2 separate regions of the Homo sapiens genome follow, and region 1 is linked to region 2. A link is a contact called in ENCODE Hi-C or POLR2A ChIA-PET data. All regions are on one chromosome and are shown on one strand. The core of a region is the stretch at or near the end of the contact, and the rest is flanking DNA. Distances in the headings are between cores, read along the strand shown. Region 1 holds the start of CARS1 (cysteinyl-tRNA synthetase 1). Region 2 holds the start of CDKN1C (cyclin dependent kinase inhibitor 1C).

Region 1 (2,778 bases), core at 86-2,585, 170 kb before region 2:
TCCTGGACTTGGTCCCTCCTTTGGGATTAGTTGGGGTCTCACAGAGCCTCCCACATCCTGGGCAAGTTACAGCACATGCTACAGGATCTTTGCAGAAATGTAAACAAACTCTTTCTTCTTTTTTTTTTCCAGCCACCAGTAGAATTTAGAATTTATTTATTTATTATTTTATTTATTTATTTATTTATTTATTTATTTGAGACGGAGTCTCACTCTGTTGCCAGGCTGGAGTGCAATGGCGCAATCTCGGCTCATTGCAACCTCCACCTCCCTGGTTCAAGCGATTCTCCTGCCTCAGCCTCCTGAGTAGCTGGGACTACAGGCAAGCGCCACCATGTCCAGCTAATTTTTGCATTTTTAGCAGAGACAGGGTTTCACCATGTTGGCCAGGATGGTCTCGATCTCTTGCCCTCATAATCCGCCCACCTCGGCCTCCCAAAGTGCTGGGATTACAGGTGTGAGCCACCGTGCCCGGCCTTAGAATTTATTATGAAATTAGACATGAGGTTCCAAAAAGTAACTAGAAGATTTTTTACTTTTTATTTTTTGAGAAAGGGTCTCACTCTGTCGCCTAGGCTGGAATGCAGTGGCACAGTCGTAGCTCACTGCAGCTTCAAACTCCTGGACTCAAATGATCCTCCTGCCTTGTCCTTTCAAGGTGCTGGGATTACAGGCATGAGCCACTAATCCTGGCTAATAATTTTTCTTGACATATTAAAATTCTGTTTCTTAAATAGCATTTCCTCTCATTTTGGATGGGTGCACGAACCTTGGGTGGGATATCCTTGGGAGGTGACATCATGCACACAGAAGGCAGGAGCCCTAAGGGGGTTGGGGATGGCTCCAGAATGGGGTCTGAGAAGGAGATGGAGAAGCCTGTTCACGCAACACTTCATAGTGGCTTGCTTTCCGCAGGGTCATTGGCAGGGCGGTCCCTAGGCCTGGAGCGCTCTTCCCGCCCATCCCCAGGCCCTGCTCCAGGTCGGCCTCCTGGGAACCATCCCGTCTCGCCAGCACACCCTGTCCCGAGGCCGCCTCTGACCTCCAGGCTGGGCCTGGTCCCCACGGCGCTTAGCGCAATCATGACTTAAACACCTATTACAGGACGCTCAGTCTTTAGTGCTTGTCTCCCCGCGGCTGGGCTGACTACTCCCAGCACGGCCACTGAACGCTTGGCCGCGCGATGCTCCGGAGCGCGGGTCGCCATTGGGTTGAACTACAGCTCCCAGCATGCTCCGGGCCGGCGACATCCGGAGCCCCTGGTAGTTGCCTAGCGACCGGGCGTGTCCCGGAAGACGGGCCCGGCGTGGGGCGCGACTTCCGGGGCGGCGGTTGCATCAGATTCTAGGAAGTGTCTGTAGCCGCAGCTGCGGGTCCGGGATTCCCAGCCATGGCAGATTCCTCCGGGCAGCAGGGTGAGCGGCGCGGCCGGGCCAGGCTGAGGGCGGCTGGGGGCCTGACTGGGCGCTGGGTGCTCGGCTCGAAGGGCAGCGAGTCCTTATGTCTGAGGGGCCCGGGTGCATGGGTTCTGAGGGGCAGCTGTGTCCGTGGTCTGAGGGGCGGCAGTGCCCGAGGTCTGAGGGGTGTCAGTGCGCGGGGTCTGAGGGACGGCACGTCCTTGGGTCCGAGGGGCGGGGGTGCTCGGGGTCTGAGGGGTGTCAGTGCCCGGGGTCTGAGGGACGGCGGGTCCTGAGGTTCGAGGGGTGGCACGTCCTAGGATCCGAAGGACAACGGGTGCCCGGCTCCGAGGGACGGCCACTGGGACCCCTGGGACTCCTGCGTGAGGGTCTGCCAGACCCGTGGCTGGAGCACAGACCCCGCGGGGACCCGAGCCCGAGCGGGGCGCTGCCCAGACCACCCAGCCTCAGTTTCCTCACTTGGTTCCTGCCGAGGTCCCCTTGCATCCTCACCCCGGGAGGTGGCCCTACATCAAACAGCCTTTCCCCAGCCGGTGCCTGGGCGGGCCCTCGCTCCCTCTTGCCCCAGCTGGCCTTTAGGGGGGAGACAAAGGCCCAAGGGTTGTTTTGGTTTTCTGCCCAGACCTGGCAGCTTCCGGGAGGTGGGCGGAGGGCACCTGAGGTTGGTATTTAGGGAAATGGGGCAGAGGACGCCAGGGGTACGCGTACACACAGTAAAAGGGCTTGGGGCTTTACGAAGGCTTTCATCTCCAGTTCCGCAGGCAGTCCACTGCAAGCTGATTGTCAGAGCATTACTGCCCCATTTTATTGCCAACCCGGGAGGTTCCCCAGGGACACAGCTGTGTCAGCTCCCCCAGTCACTCATGTCACCAGCGGGTAGACCTTGAGAGACCAGTGGGTTCTTCTCTCACTGTCCCTCCAGCAAGATTTTAGGTGCTGGAAAGGCAAGAGACTGAATCAGAAAGCCCAGATTCCTAACAGTCTGGAGCAGCCTTTCCAAAGGAAACATTCTCAGTATCTAGTTTTTAATTCTTTTGGCTGGCAAAAATTAGATGCAAGTTCTTGTAAGACACCTCCAGCCCCCACCCTCAGTTTAGATCGTACCAAGATTTCCTTAGCATCTGGTGGTGCCCTTTGCCCCTGAGGGTTTATTGGGTTATAGATAGGTAGTTATGACAACCCGAGTAATCTGGCGGCATGGGGACACCCAGATGACAGGGCTACACTCTTGTGCCAAGTGGCAGGAGGTGGTCACCTTCCAGGCACGCCGCCTACCACCCTACCTGTGTGCCTGGATTCCAGCACCATCTCCACCCGTCCCAGAGCCAAGCGGCCCTCAGAAGTCACCCAGATTCCTGTA
Region 2 (2,700 bases), core at 43-2,542:
GATAGGGGCTTAGATCTCATGGGCTGCTGGACCCTCCAACAGGTGTCTGACAGTCCCCATCCCGATCTGGGAGGCTCCTGGTTTGAGGAGGGGGCTCCCTGCCTCATGGTAGGTGGGCCAAAAGGGAGGCAGCAGGAAATAATGGTCTCTTTTGGTCTGGCCTGGCTGGGGTGAAGCACCGTGTGTGTGCGTGCGTGTGTGTGTGTGTGTGTGTGTGCGTGCGCGCACGACCGAGGTCTGTACCAGGAAGGGCTGCAGGCGGGGGAGGGGCATGGTCCTTCACAGCCCCTTCCCCTATGACCTCGGGCAGATCTTTCACTTTTACCCAGTACAACAGCTTCCAGCCAGCCTGGACAGGCAGATCCCGGGGCTGGAGTGGTCTGGCCCAAGGCTGAGAAGGGCTGGGACCCCCGACAGTGACATGATGGGCTCAGCCCCTGTTCCATCTACTGGGCAGGGTGGGCCTCCGCAGATAGCGGCTTCAGACTCCAGCTCCAGGGGGCTGGTGGGAGTCTCTCAAGGTGTCCCACACATGGTCCCTCGGGGAAAGAGTGGAGCTGACCCCTGTCCCCCCTCCCGACTCGAGGGCCTTAGGGCCAGCAGGTGTGTGAGGGCTCCAGGCGCGCGGAGCCCTCGAAGGGACACCAGCCCAGCAGCAGCAGGCCGCGCGGGGGCAGCCGAAGACCCCATCCGGCGCAGGCCAGGGCCGAGCTGGCAGCGGCGGGTCCAAGCCTCGTCAGCTGGCGCAGGAGGCCCACGGGCGAGCGCGGGACGGAGCTGGGCGCCGGGGTCCGGACCGGGCCGGGGTCGAGTTGGGCCTGGCCGGACACCGGACCCGCCAGGAGCCGGCCCCTGCCGCGCTGGGCTGAGGCCCCCGCCTGCAGACAAAGGAGCCGGCGGGGGGCGGGAGCCGGGGGGGTGGGGGAGTGTTGCAGGGGGGATGGGGCGAGGGGGCGGGCGTCGCGGTGTCACGTTACCGCCCGCAGCGCCCTTTAACTCCCGCCCCCGCCCCGCTCACCGCCCCCTTCCCCTGCTACAGCGCGCTCGCCCCGCGGCCGCCAATCAGCCGCGCGCCCCGGCCGCGCGCCCCGCCCCGCCCCCGGTGGGTGTGCGCGCGGCCAATGGGCGGTGCGCGGGGGCCGGGCCGCGGCGGGGCGGGGCAGCGGGGCGGCCGCCAATCGCCGTGGTGTTGTTGAAACTGAAAATACTACATTATGCTAATCGCGGCCGGGCCCGCGCGCACGGGGGTGGGGCCCGCGCGTATAAAGGGGGCGCAGGCGGGCTGGGCGTTCCACAGGCCAAGTGCGCTGTGCTCGAGGGGTGCCGGCCAGGCCTGAGCGAGCGAGCTAGCCAGCAGGCATCGAGGGGGCGCGGCTGCCGTCCGGACGAGACAGGCGAACCCGACGCAGAAGAGTCCACCACCGGACAGCCAGGTAGCCGCCGCGTCCCTCGCACACGCAGAGTCGGGCGGCGCGGGGTCTCCCTTGCGCCCGGCCTCCGCCCTCTCCTCCTCTCCTTTCCCCTTCTTCTCGCTGTCCTCTCCTCTCTCGCTGCCCGCGTTTGCGCAGCCCCGGGCCATGTCCGACGCGTCCCTCCGCAGCACATCCACGATGGAGCGTCTTGTCGCCCGTGGGACCTTCCCAGTACTAGTGCGCACCAGCGCCTGCCGCAGCCTCTTCGGGCCGGTGGACCACGAGGAGCTGAGCCGCGAGCTGCAGGCCCGCCTGGCCGAGCTGAACGCCGAGGACCAGAACCGCTGGGATTACGACTTCCAGCAGGACATGCCGCTGCGGGGCCCTGGACGCCTGCAGTGGACCGAAGTGGACAGCGACTCGGTGCCCGCGTTCTACCGCGAGACGGTGCAGGTGGGGCGCTGCCGCCTGCTGCTGGCGCCGCGGCCCGTCGCGGTCGCGGTGGCTGTCAGCCCGCCCCTCGAGCCGGCCGCTGAGTCCCTCGACGGCCTCGAGGAGGCGCCGGAGCAGCTGCCTAGTGTCCCGGTCCCGGCCCCGGCGTCCACCCCGCCCCCAGTCCCGGTCCTGGCTCCAGCCCCGGCCCCGGCTCCGGCTCCGGTCGCGGCTCCGGTCGCGGCTCCGGTCGCGGTCGCGGTCCTGGCCCCGGCCCCGGCCCCGGCTCCGGCTCCGGCTCCGGCCCCGGCTCCAGTCGCGGCCCCGGCCCCAGCCCCGGCCCCGGCCCCGGCCCCGGCCCCCGCCCCGGCCCCGGCCCCGGACGCGGCGCCTCAAGAGAGCGCCGAGCAGGGCGCGAACCAGGGGCAGCGCGGCCAGGAGCCTCTCGCTGACCAGCTGCACTCGGGGATTTCGGGACGTCCCGCGGCCGGCACCGCGGCCGCCAGCGCCAACGGCGCGGCGATCAAGAAGCTGTCCGGGCCTCTGATCTCCGGTGAGCCCCGCACGGCCCCGCCCCGGCCCGGCCCGGCCCCGCTTTGTCCGGCCGGCCGGTCCCCCCAGCCCTCGGGGGCCTCGCTGGGTTCCCGCCTCCTCCCGTGGCATTAAAGGGCCCGCAGCGCTCAGGGCGCGGCTGCGCCCTTACCCCCCTCCCCGCCCCGTTGTTGTGCCCTCCAGCGGCTTCGCGCGGGCGGGGTGGGAGGCTGAATCCCGGCCGCGACCCCCCGGGAGCGCAGTTTTCGCCCCCGGCCGCGGGAGCCCCTCCCCGGGCGCGGCCGGGCGCCGTGAGCACGGCGTG

Evidence for each region. Hi-C counts contacts between places; a loop is a spot of excess contacts on that map. ChIA-PET counts read pairs that join two places held with the same protein, here RNA polymerase II (POLR2A). Pooled maps may share reads with other maps.
Region 1: a loop to region 2 is called in a map of CD8-positive, alpha-beta T cell, with 32 times the contacts of the local background. The contact joins the promoter of CARS1 here to the promoter of CDKN1C in region 2. A Hi-C loop is called at or near these places in 4 of 168 maps with a recorded cell type or tissue (CD4-positive, alpha-beta memory T cell, CD8-positive, alpha-beta T cell and naive thymus-derived CD4-positive, alpha-beta T cell) and 12 of 50 pooled maps. POLR2A ChIA-PET finds 5 or more read pairs at or near these places in 2 of 52 experiments (GM12878 and activated T-cell).

The regions. Positions count from the first base shown.
Region 1 is chr11:3,055,980-3,058,757 of GRCh38, reverse strand. It overlaps CARS1 (cysteinyl-tRNA synthetase 1), which reads left to right and starts at 1,335. Exons shown (of 23, transcript NM_001014437.3): 1 at 1,335-1,415. The coding sequence starts at 1,391. LOC124902615 (a long non-coding RNA gene) reads right to left here and starts at 134. Exons shown (of 2, transcript XR_007062555.1): 1 at 1-134. RefSeq lists an enhancer at 1,149-1,681.
Region 2 is chr11:2,884,367-2,887,066 of GRCh38, reverse strand. It overlaps CDKN1C (cyclin dependent kinase inhibitor 1C), which reads left to right and starts at 1,292. Exons shown (of 4, transcript NM_001122630.2): 1 at 1,292-1,433; 2 at 1,601-2,397. The coding sequence starts at 1,611. RefSeq lists enhancers at 1-630, 631-1,466, 1,467-2,302.